2 separate regions of the Homo sapiens genome follow, and region 1 is linked to region 2. Evidence: chromatin contacts called from ENCODE POLR2A ChIA-PET data. All regions are on one chromosome and are shown on one strand. Each heading gives the region's core, a stretch centred on a gene start or an enhancer-like site at or near the end of the contact. The rest is flanking DNA. Distances are from core to core; before and after follow the strand shown. Region 1 holds the start of UBB (ubiquitin B). Region 2 overlaps TVP23C-CDRT4 (TVP23C-CDRT4 readthrough).

The links. ChIA-PET counts read pairs that join two places held with the same protein, here RNA polymerase II (POLR2A).
Region 1: POLR2A ChIA-PET joins it to region 2 with 20 read pairs in BJ. The contact joins the promoter of UBB here to the enhancer-like site in region 2. POLR2A ChIA-PET finds 5 or more read pairs at or near these places in 2 of 52 experiments (BJ and endothelial cell of umbilical vein).

Annotation. Positions count from the first base shown.
Region 1 is chr17:16,378,226-16,384,063 of GRCh38, reverse strand. UBB (ubiquitin B) reads right to left here and starts at 2,973. Exons shown (of 2, transcript NM_018955.4): 1 at 2,880-2,973; 2 at 1,324-2,162. The coding sequence starts at 2,156. The coding sequence ends at 1,467. LOC124903937 (a long non-coding RNA gene) reads left to right here and starts at 4,718. Exons shown (of 2, transcript XR_007065643.1): 1 at 4,718-5,258; 2 at 5,721-5,838. RefSeq lists an enhancer at 2,994-3,273.
Region 2 is chr17:15,486,038-15,492,634 of GRCh38, reverse strand. All of the region lies in intron 4 of TVP23C-CDRT4 (TVP23C-CDRT4 readthrough), which reads left to right. Among named protein-coding and RNA genes, the nearest start is that of CDRT3, 18 kb to the right of the region's middle. RefSeq lists enhancers at 1,506-1,800, 1,090-2,289. Within about 2 kb of position 1,859, at least 21 of the 41 ENCODE cell types and tissues checked have a DNase peak (open chromatin) inside an H3K27ac peak, as active enhancers do; they include endothelial cell of umbilical vein, where a contact is called at or near this core.

The DNA.
Region 1 (5,838 bases), core at 1,724-4,223, 890 kb before region 2:
ATCTCATTTGTTGCTGCAATCTTTTCACAATAAAGTTAAGCTGTGTCATTAAGAACCAACAGCGTGGCCGGGCGTGATGGCTCATGCCTGTAATCCCAGCACTTTGAGAGGTCAAGGTGGGCGGATCACTTGAGGCCAGGAGTTTGAGACCAGCTTGGTCAACATGGTAAAACCCCAACTCTACTGAAAATACAAAAATTAGCTGGTGTGCCCCTGTAGTCCCAGCTATGTGGGGGACTGAGGCAGGAGAACTGCTTGAACCTGGGAGGTGGAGGTTGCAGTGAGCCGAGATCGCACCACTGCACTCCAGCCTGGGGCAAGAGAGACTGTCCAAAAAAAAAGTGAGGAACCACTTTAACTTGCCACCTAACTTATCAAGATCAGGAAGATTGTCTTAGATCAGAATACCGTTTTCAACATTAAGTACCTGCAAGCCATCTTTCTCCTCAGCCAGTCGTCTTCCATACTCGGTGATTAGCTGCTGCTTGGCTCATCAGTTAAAGCATATACAGCAAAGAGACAAGATTATGGTCCCATACTACCACCCAGGTTAAACACTTTGGTGTAATACACTACAGAGCAATAAACACACAGCTCATAGTCACCCAATTAATTGCAGAACTGAAAGCAGTTACGTTACCACTATTCAAGCAGCCTCAATCAAAACTTTGTTTCTCCAGCAATCCTTGATTAGGTCTCAACAGGCACATTTGCTTTCCTTCAATGTAAAGAAAATGCCTGCAATCACTTGAGCCCAGGAATGATAGTGAGCTGTCATCGTGCCACTGTATACCAGTCTGGACTACAGAGCAAGACCATCTTTTAAAAAGCCTGCATATCCAACTTTTTGAGATGTTGTCTTGCTCTGTCGCCAGGCTGGGGTGCAGTGGCACGATCTCGGCTCACTGCAACCTCTGCCTCCCAGGTTCAAGTGATTCTCCTGCCTCAGCCTCCCGAATAGCTGGGACTACAGGCAGGCGACACGACGCCCAGCTAATTTTTTTCTTTTAGTAGAGACAAGGTTTCACCATGTTGGCCAGGGTGGTCTCCATATCTTGACCTCGTGATCCGCCTGCCTCGGCCTCCCAACAGACTTTAAATTCGAGCTTCAGAAAGTTTGCCATTTACCCAGGATCCTAACTTGTAATGACTTAAACAGCAAAGAAGGCTCTTGCCCCTCAGCCCACCCAAGTGTATACCAAAGTCAAGTGACTTAACTTTGAGCACATTACCAATCTCAAAATTAAATCCCTAAACATTTTCACCAGTTTTAAGCGTACCCACACATCACTAGAGAATTTCATGACAAAACACCAAGTATGCTACCATGCAACGAAACCTTTATTAACATTTTGAACAGGTTCAGCTATTACTGAAACTTGTAATTTCTAAACTTAAGTTGGGGCAAATGGCTATAGTGCAGAGTAATGCCATCACTGGGCACTGCGAATGCCATGACTGAAGAATTAACAGCCACCCCTCAGGCGCAGGACCAGGTGCAGGGTCGACTCTTTCTGGATGTTGTAGTCAGAAAGAGTGCGGCCATCTTCCAGCTGCTTGCCTGCAAAGATGAGCCTCTGCTGGTCGGGGGGGATGCCTTCTTTATCTTGGATCTTGGCCTTCACATTTTCGATGGTGTCACTGGGCTCCACCTCCAGAGTGATGGTCTTGCCGGTCAGGGTCTTCACGAAGATCTGCATACCACCTCTCAGACGCAGGACCAGGTGCAGGGTCGACTCCTTCTGGATGTTGTAGTCAGAAAGAGTGCGGCCATCTTCCAGCTGCTTGCCTGCAAAGATGAGCCTCTGCTGGTCGGGAGGGATGCCTTCTTTATCCTGGATCTTGGCCTTCACATTTTCGATGGTGTCACTGGGCTCCACTTCCAGGGTGATGGTCTTGCCGGTCAGGGTCTTCACGAAGATCTGCATACCACCTCTCAGACGCAGGACCAGGTGCAGGGTCGACTCCTTCTGGATGTTGTAGTCAGAAAGAGTACGGCCATCTTCCAGCTGCTTGCCTGCAAAGATGAGCCTCTGCTGGTCGGGGGGAATGCCTTCCTTATCCTGGATCTTGGCCTTCACATTTTCGATGGTGTCACTGGGCTCCACCTCAAGGGTGATGGTCTTGCCGGTAAGGGTTTTCACGAAGATCTGCATTTTGACCTAGTTTAAAAGTAAAACATAAGCGTGTCACCTCAGGATCATTGTATTTCTTGCTTTTACACCTAATATTCTTCAAAATTAGCAACTATTCCTTCAAAATGCCTTAAATACGTTAATATTCCGCAAGCCTCCCCTCAATTTTACAAGGCTAAGTCACTTAATACGAAATTCGTCATTCAAGGTTTCAACGTCAACAGCGGAAAATCCAGAGCGCTCTCTTACCAAGCGTCCACAGCTTTCCCCACTAACTGTTCCGGATATTCAAACTCCCCCGACCGAACTCCAATCTGCCTCAAACCTAAGCACGGTGTTAGGCAAACTGAAAACAAAACCAAACCCACAAGACTCGCGAAATAAAAATCCCATTGAAACACAAGAAGGGGCACCTTTCTCACACTGGGATTCCAAAGTAAAGGCTTCCAGAAACCACACAAACTACCTCTTTTCCGCCTTCCCCGCGAAGTAAACTCGACAGAATCGCCGATCGGTTAGGCGTCCGTTAGTTTCCGTCAACGCGCGCGCGCGCCAACCGCCCTCGCCCCCCTCAGGTCAACAAGGCCCACTGTCCCGGAAAGGCCCAGCGCCGCGTCACCTCGCCCTCCCCTCCCCCACGCCCTCCCCTCAGCGGCCCACCCAACCCCAAGAAGCCTCCACCTTGACCTCACCCATTCCCCCCTCTCACACCCCCCCAAGGTCGTTACGGCTGCGGGCCAGTACCTGTTAGCGGATACCAGGATCCTGCCAATCACCAACCACGTCCACCCACAGGGACACAAACAAGCTCACCCAACAAAGCCAACCGCCCCTAAATGCTCCGGGCTGGCGGAGCGCAAATTTATGCAACGAGTGTTGCGTCACTTATCACCCCTCACGTAGACGCCGTCTCCGTGCGCCGCTGAAAGTAGTTCGCCGCGCCCAACCTCCCGAGAGGCAGTTTAGGCTTTTCAACTGAGCCCCAAATTCCTCATAGCCGTAAGAAAGGCTCCTAAAAAATTATTTCCCTTCTCCTCTATGCGCTTCTCTTCCTTCTTTAGGAAAATATAAGAAAATTATCAGGCGGATGAATTTGAGTTGAAGAAACCTTCCTCGAAAGCTCTGGAAACTTCCTTGCAGCGCCGGCACTGATTGGTTAGGCCTGCGAAGGCGAGGTCGGCGCTGATTGGTGGGGGACGCGGTGGCTCTGTTGTTGCTGGGCTCCACCTGGGGTGGCTTAGCGCCGAGGTTGCTAAGTAACTGAGCGCGCGTGCGCCGCACAGGCGCGCCGTCCTGAAAGAGGGTATTTCCGGCGGGAGAAGGAGGGGGGGTCTTTCCTTTTTTTTCTTGAGACGGAGTTTCGCTCTTGTTTCCCAGGCTGGAGTGCAATGGCGCGATCTCGGCTCATCGCAACCTCCGCCTCCCGGGTTCAAGCGATTCTCCTGCCTCAGCCTCCCAAGTAGCTGGGATTACAGGCATGCGCCACCACGTCCGGCTAATTTTTTGTATTTTTAGTAGAGACGGGGGTTTCACCATGTTTGTCAGGCTGGTCTCGAACTCCTGACCTCAGGTAATCCACCCGCCTCGGCCTGCCAAAGTGGGCCGCCGCGCCTCAGAAGCGGGACGGCGTGGCACCCGATATCGAGACACCTGATGGTGATTGTGAAGCACAATTCCCTCTCCCATGTTTTAAAAACGCGCGCCCCTGGCCGGGCGCGGAGGCTCACGCCTGTAATCCCAGCACTTTGGGAGGCCGAGGCGGGTGGATCATGAGGTCAGGGGTTCAAGACCAGCCTGGCCAAGGTGGTGAAACCCCGTCTCTACTAAAAATACAAAAAAATTAGCCGGGCGTGGTGGCGGGCGCCTGTAATCCCAGCTACTTGGGAGGCTGAGGCAGATAATTGCTTGAACCTAGGAGGCAGAGATTGCAGTGGGCCGAGAATGTGCCACTGCATTCCAGTCTGGCGACAGAGTGAGACTCTGTCTCAACAAACAGACAAACAAAAAACACGAGCCCCTCATACACTGGCCAGTTGTTTTTGCTTTTTTGTGACAAAGTCTGGCTGTGTCCCCAGGCTGGTGTGCAGTGGTGTGATCACCGTTCACTGCAGCCTTGACCTCCAGGGCTCAAGTTATCCTGCCACCTCAGCCTCCCAAGTGGCTGGGACCGTGGACCACGCCTGGCTTTTTAATTTTGTATTTATTTTTTGAGACGGAGTCTCACTCTGTCACCCAGGCTGAAGGCCAGTGGCGTGATGTGGCTCACTGCAACCTCCACCTCCCTGGTTCAAGCGATTCTCCTGCCTCAGCTTCCTGAGTAGCTGGGATTACAGGTGCGTGTCACCATGCCTGGCTAATTTTTGTATTTTTTAGTACAGATGGGGTTTCACCACGTTGGTCAGGCTGGTCTCGAACTCCTGACCTCAGGTGATCTGCCTGCCTCGGCCTCCCAAAGTGCTGGGATTACAGATGTGAGCCACTGTTCCTGGTCTAATTTTTTTTTGTTGTTAGATCAGAGTCTTGCTATGTTACCCAGGCTGTTACTGAACTCTTGGGCTCAGGAGATCCGCCTGCCTCGGGCTCCCAAAGTGCTAGGATTACAGGCATGAACCACCGTGCCTGGCGGACTAGCCGCTTTTTATTTTTCTTCGTGGTTATTGCAGGGTTGTGGAGCTTTAAATCATGCTTCTGTAGTCAGAGTGCTCTTAGTTGCATTGTCTTAATCCTCATCACGGCCCGAGAACAGTCTGTAAATCGGGAGTTCAGAGTGGGACCCTCTGCGGGGACCGGAAACCTGTTGCTGAAGCCGCTCACCACCAGGCCCAGAGAGGCGAGGCTGGAGCCCATGGTGACAGTGGCCGGGCTTCGCTCTGGCTCCAGCAATACCTGCAAATCCAGTTCTTCCCAGCTGTTTCTCCAAACTGGTAGGAAAAAAAAAAGTGCAGATTAGGGAGCCGAAACCCCACTTCAAAAACGGGAATTCACCTACAAGAAAGTAGCTGATCCTGCTCCCATTGACGTGCTTGTTGTGCAAGGGTGAGGTTAACCAGCTAGGACCAAGCAACGGGTTTCCCTACACCCTGGGTGTGGCCACTCGTCCTGCAAGGAGATAACCCAAGGAAGGTGAGTAAGGCAGATGTGTTTGGATCCTGGTGCCTGGCACAGTCACGGGGGTGGGGTGGAAGTAAACATGAAATTGGCTGTTTTTCACGTGATACCAACCTTCATAATGTAAGAAGTAGTCTAGAAATGTGTGTATTAATACAATTAAGTAAACATCTCTTAGAAAGGTCGCTAATTACTAAATTTCAACATACCTGAGCATAACGTTGAGAAGCTATGTCGACAAATGAGCTGGTATATGAGTTAACACCTAGACAGCTTTCAGTTAAATTAACTAAAACCGGGATCTACTGTCTACTGATGTGAATAAGCAGGAGATAGAAATAAACAGTTTAAGATAATTTTGGAAGTGATTTTGAACGACTTGGGAGGTAGTTTATAAAACGTTTATTTTATTATATAAAGTATGGATTTTCGTTTTTGTTAGCCTAACAGTGATTCTGAATTTGTTTCACCAACCAGCAGCTCCTCCTGAATCATACATGTTGATCGCAGATTGAGCTAGAAGGCAGATCTCATGACTGGTATAATGACTTCACTGGGAAGTTCTAGCAGTTGCCAGAACTGTAAGTTAGTTATA
Region 2 (6,597 bases), core at 610-3,109:
TGGTTTTCCATCTGGAGCACAGGTACGTCTTGGGGAAATGGGGATGTGAAAAATAGAAGTAGGCTCATTTAAGAACTATTTTGTTTTATGTCCATTTTTGAAAAGTCTTACTGAAGGGTGCACAGCATTGGTTAGGAGGATGGTTTGGGTGTGGTTCTAGGGGACAACCTGCTGCTGGGAGACCTGGGTGGCAGGAACAGCAGCTGTAGTGATAGTGAGATGATGATGATGATGATGACGATGATGACGATGATGATGATGACGATGATGATGATGGCAATGTAACATCTATTGCACACCTACTGTTTCAAAATCGAGTAAATATACTCATTAGTTCCCCACAATCCTACTGTCATCCTTGTTTGACAATTGAGGAAATTGAGACCTGAGAGGTTGAGAGGCTTGTCCAATGTCATGGGCTATGAAGTCAAGATACCAGGTATTACTCCTGGCTACGGGACCTTAGAGAAGATGCTCAAGGTGGTGGTCTCCATAGTTGAGAAATCAAAGATGGATTGGTTGACTCCCAGATGTTTTTTTTTTTCTCTAGCAAATGTTAACAAGTTTAGCCCAAGCTGCCTCCTTACATATTTTAAGTTCCACCTAAACATTCCGCTGTGCAGATGATAACCTAACTGGATGTGTACAGAGACTGTAACCGAGGCTTGTAGCCACTAGCCCAGTGTCAGCCCATCAGAGCAGCTGAGTGTCAGCTAATCACAGGCGATCAACTGCTCAAACTGTGTTCAAATCAGGCAGACACGGAGCCGTAAGCAGCCTAGCTGTTTCTGTTTTCTGTAGATCACTTTCTTTTTCTGTCTATAAATCCTCTCCGACCATGCACCAGAGTCACTGTGGGTGTGCTGAGTCTGTCTAATTCTTGAATAATTTTTTGCTCAATTAACTCTATTAAATTTATCTAACGTGTTTTTTTTAAACACAAATATTCTCTTATAATCTCTGAAAGTCCTTTTATTTAGGCCAAACCCTAAAAAATATGCGTGAAGTGGAATCTTCTCTCTGTGCTTCTTCCCTTCCCACGACTCTCACCAGTCTTACTCCAGCCCCTGAAGGGAACCAGTGCCTTTGCATAATTTACTGTTATTTTTGCTTCCATAAGACGTTTCTTGAATCCTTCCCTTATACCAAGGAGTAAATGCATGACAAAATGTTGGAGCATTTCTTTTCTATGTAATGATGAAATGACAGGCAGCAGCCAGCAGGTAGTAGCAAATAAATGTCTAGCATCATTCCAGTTTTAAAAAGTCTGTTTTTCCAAAAGTTTCCCATCCTGCCCCCATCCCCAGTTAAAAGTATGAGAACAGTAAGGCCTAGAAAGGGGCCTCAACCATGATTATGAGTTGTCTGTAAACCTGGACCAGAGTTCAGGTCTCCGGATCCTCCATCAGGAAATCACAGGGTGGGGTGAGTAACATGAAGCCGGCTTCCACTCTGGGATGTCAGATTCCTGGCATGGGGTGATGCAGGGGGCTTGGAACATTCCAGAGGAAACAAAAGCGAGATGAGCAGAGACAAAGAGCTGTGAACACCAGGTTCAAAATGCATGAGTGAGGGTGTTGGAAAACTTCCCAGGGGTGGTGGCTGCCCAAGTCAAAGGACACCAACAGGAAATGCAAAGTCCCAGGGTCCCAGGGCTAGCAGGAAGCTTTGCCTCCAGGCTGTGGTGCTTGCTGGGCCTCTATGCTTCGAAGAGCCGGCCCGAGGTGACTCAGATTTCCTGAGAAGCCTCTTATCACAGCCAGCACAGACATCTGTGCCTTTCCTCGCCTGAGATGTCACCAGCTCAGGGCCACTCCCTGCCCCAGCCAGATCAATGGGCCTTTCACGGCTTCTGAGGGTGGATCCTAGGAGTGCCCCTGTGACGAATGCTCAGATGACTGCCTCTCTAGGATTTCTGTTTGTTTCTGCTTCGCAGTCTTCCCTCCACCCAGAAGCTCCCGAATGTCCAGGAAGAATTGACTAATTCTCTCCATGAGTTTCTTGCCCACAGGACGAATGGAGCCATTGCTGTAACAACCTTATTTTCCACTAAGTCAGAATAAGAGACCTGGACAGAAAGAGAGTAATGGCTGAGGCACAAGGAGCGAGTATTTTAAATCAGGCTTATGAATGTGCTCTGTGGATACGGTTTGCCCATAGGGAGGTGGTTTTGGGGGTTGCGAATCATACTCAAGCTGTCCCTGACCGACTCACCAGTATTCTACAAACTTACTACAAACCTCTCAAAGGACCATCTTGGAAGACACTAGCAAGGGCGTGAACAATCCCCTCTGACGTTGCTGGCTGGTGGTGGAGGCCACGGAGCCTCCCTGTGTGAGACTGTACTATGTGGTCACTAGAACGTTTTGAAAGACAGTTCTCTGCAGGCCCGGCACCGTGGCTCACGTCTGTAATCCCAGCATTTTGGGAGGCTGAGGCGGGTGGATCACGAGGTCAAGAGATCGAGATCACCCTGGCCAACATGGTGAAACCCTGTCTCTACTAAAAATACAAAAATTAGCCGGGCGTGGTGGCGGGCACCTGTAGTCCTAGCTACTCAGGAGGCTGAGGCAGGAGAATGGCGTGAACCCGGGAGGCGGAGCTTGCAGTGAGCTGAGATTGCGCAACTACACTTCAGCCTGGCGATAGAGCGAGACTCCATCTCAAAAAAAAAAAAAAAAAAAAAGAAAAGGAAAAAGAAAGACAGTTCTCTGCAAATAGATACCCCAAGGGTTATTCTTTTTAAGTTGATCTTTAGTCTTAGAGCTGTGAAGGATCCCTAAAATTCTTCCACTTTAGAATTAAGGAACTAGAGTTTTGGAAGAGTTAGGTGATTGCCCTAAACCTTTATAATGTTAGTGACATTGTTAAAACTCAAATGTGAGCTTCCTGACTCTCAATCTAAGGTGCTTTCCACTCCCCCCAACCCCCACAGCAGATCGACCCTCTTCCCACAGAGAAGGCAGTTTTTATTTTCCAAACAGCTCCTTTGCCAACCAGTAAGTTAACAGAAGATGCCAGACTCAATATGACACCATCATAGCCAGGCCAGGTTAATTCCAGATACCGGGTCCTCTGATTTAAACACAGCCTTTTGGCTGGATGCAGTGGTTCACTCCTGTAATGTCAGTGCTTTGGGAGACTGAGGCAGGAGGATGGCTTGAGGCCAGGATTTTGAGACCAACGTGGGCAGCACAGTGAGACCCCCTCCTCTACAATTTTTTTTTTCTAATTAGCTAGAGTGAGCTGTGATTGTGCCACTGCACTCCAGCCTGGGCAACAGAACGAGACCCTGTCTTTAAAAAAAATACAAAAAAATTAGCTGGGCATGGTGGCGGGCGCCTGTAGTCCCAGCTACACGGGAGGCTGAGGCAGGAGAATGGCGTGAACCCAGGAGGCGGAGCTTGCAGTGAGCCAAGATTGTGCCACTGCACTCCAGCCTGGATGACAGAGTGAGACTCCGTCTCAAAAAAAAATAAAAATGAAAATAAAAATAAAAAATTAAATTAAAAAACAGCCTTTTAAAGAAATTCCAAAGATAAAGAGAACAGCTAAGAAAAAGACACCCAAGATCCTCACCCCTAGGTTTCCAGGGACTTTCTGTCCCTAGGCAGAGATACTGAGAAGGGGAAGCGGAAAGGATGCTGCATGAAGCTCCTCGCCGGCCTGCTTGCTGGGCTGCTCACCCCAAGAAGGGAGGCCCACCTGCCTCCAAAGTGGCAGTTCTGGGGCATAAACATTCCCAGAGCCCAGCATCACACCATGCCCTTGGGAAACCCATGTGGAGGAGGCCCCATTGCTGCACCCGAGGGGCTTGCAGTCTGGTGTTGAAGACACCAGTTGATGACAGCTGTTGATGACAGCTGGAGCAATGACCATGATAAGAGCTTTCATCATAGATGTGATGTTCTGTAGAAACACAGGGGAATGAGGGGCTGAGAGTAGAGAAGGATTCCTAGATAGGGCACAAGCAGGACTGTCTTGTGAAGCATGGGTAGAGTTTCTACAGGTGGAGGAGGGGAGAGGATTCCAGGAGCTTGGGCTGCTGCACAGCCAAGTGTCCTGTCTGATGGGGGCGACGTCCCTGGGACTTGTTCCTTGGAACTCGAGTCCTTGGAGATGAGCCAGTAAAAGAGGAGGTTCTGGGGTCAAATATGTCAGGGTGGGTATCCCACTATGTGGCCTTCTTAGAGTTCCACGATGTGCAAAGCTTACTGCAGGCTCTTAGCAAACCAAACCAAACACGACAAAACCTGTTTAACCATTTTTAAGCACAGGGAATTCTCTCTTTTTGTTTCAGAGAACATCTACTTTCATCTCGGGGAACCAGGACTCCACTGGATTCATTTTGACCTAGGGCAGTGGAAAGGGAGGGGAGGAAGAGCTTTGACTTTGGAAAAGCCAGCGCCTGCTAAGGAGTTCAGGATTGCATCCCACAGGCAGTGGCAGCAGTGGTAGGACTTTTCCCCCTTATATAACATTTTTTCCTGACTATCTAAGTAATGTATATTCATTGTACAAAACTTGCAAGGCCCCAAAATCTCCCCAAACAACAAACAACCTCAGAAAAGAAATCTGGTTGCCCATAAGACAGTGCACAGAAATAACCACATAACCACTGAAGATAGATGTCTATTGAGTGCCTTCTGGGTGCTGGCCTCTGTTCTAGGTCCTGTGGATTCGACAATGAATACATCCAGTGAAAATTCCCACCCTTGTGCAAGTTACCTTCTAGTTGGTGTTGCAGGTAATAGACAAAATGAATAAGTATCTAGTGGCCTAAATAATCAGAAGGATAATGAAGAAACATGAAGCAAGAAAGTGATTGGGGAGCGTATACCACCACCATGGGCAGATGTGGGCTGCCAGGAGGGCCGCTTTGGCAAGTGACAGGGTGATGTTTGGATGATGACTTGAGAGAGGTAAAGTAGTGACATATGTCATAGTAATGACATAGATAAATGGAGGGAGAAGGAGGAGCAGGTGCAAAGATTTGCGTCTGTAGTGTGCATGTTTGAGGCACAACAAGGAGGCTACAGTGGCTGGGGCAGGAGGAGCCAGGAGGGGGACAGTAGGAGAAGTGAAGATCAGAGATTGGGGAGAGAGCGTCGGTAGAATGTGAGGCTTTGAATGATGATGCTTCTGTCTGCATAGTAGGGGGAGCCAGGGCAGAGTTTTAAAATAGCTCTACAGTGGTCCCTCCCCTTATTGACAATTTTGCTTTCCAAAAGTTACCAGCTTGAGTTACCAGCCATCAACTGTGGTCCAAAAACATAAAATGGAAAATTCCAGAAATAATTCATATTTTAAATTGCACCTCTTAGCCACTTAGTAGCTGACTCAGTTATCAAATCCACTGTGGCAGCATTGCAGTGCATGTGTTCAAGGAACCCTTATTTTACTTAGTAATGGCCCCTGGGTGCAAGAGTGGCAGTGCTGGCAATTCAGATATGCCAAAGAGAAGTCATAAAGTGCTTCCTTCAAGTGAAAAGGTGAAAGTTCTCAATGACGGAAAAAAAAACATCTGCTGACGTTGTTAAGTTCTACAGTAAGAATGAACCTTCTTCAAGCCTGTAATCCCAGCACTTTGGGAGGCCGAGGTGGCAGATCACGAGTTCAAGAGATTGAGACCATCCTGGCCAACATGGTGAAACCCTGTCTCTACTAAAAATACAAAAACTAGCTAGGCATGGTGGCACGCACCGGTAATGCCAGCTACTCAGGAGGCTGAAGTAGGAGAATCACTTGAACCCGGGAGGTGGAGGTTGCAGTGAGCCGAGACTGCACCATTGCACTCCAGCCTGGGTGACAGAGCGAGACTCCATCTCAAAAAAAAAAAAAAAGAAAAGAAAAGAGAAAAGAAAGAAAAAGAACGAATGTTCTATCTGTGAAACTGTGAAATTGTGAATCAGGAAAAAGAAATTCCTACTAGTTTTGCTGTCGCAATTCAAACTGCAAAAGCTATGACCATGATGTATGACAAGTGCTTAGTTAAGATGGAAAAAGCATTAAATTTGTGGGTAGAAGACATGAACAGAAACATGTTCCACGTTCTGACTAATGGCAATCAGGTTTGGTGCTATCCACAGTTTCAGGAATCCACTGGCGGTCTTGGAATGTAATCCCTGTGGATAAGGCGGGACTACTTTATGGAGATAGAATTCATGTACCATAAATTCACTCATGGCCAGTGTACCATTCAGTGGTTGTTAGTATATTCATAGAATTGTGTAATTTCAGAAACTTCATCCCTATTAACAGTCACACCCCATTCCTCTCTCCCCTAACCCTTGACAACCATCAATGTACTTTCTGTCTGCAGATTTGCTTATGCTGGTCATATCACGTAAATGGACCACAGGATATAGGGTCTTCTGTGACTGGCTTATTTTATGCAGGATAATATCTTCAGGGTTCATCCACATTGGAACATGTATCCGTACCCGAGTTCTTTTTATTGACAAATATGATCTTGTTATATGGATGTACCACATCTGCATGCCCCTTGCAGGGTTTGAGCAGAGGAGTGGTGGGATCTGATTTTGATGGGACCACTATGCCTGCTGTGTGGAGATAAATGGAGATGGGCAAGTGTGG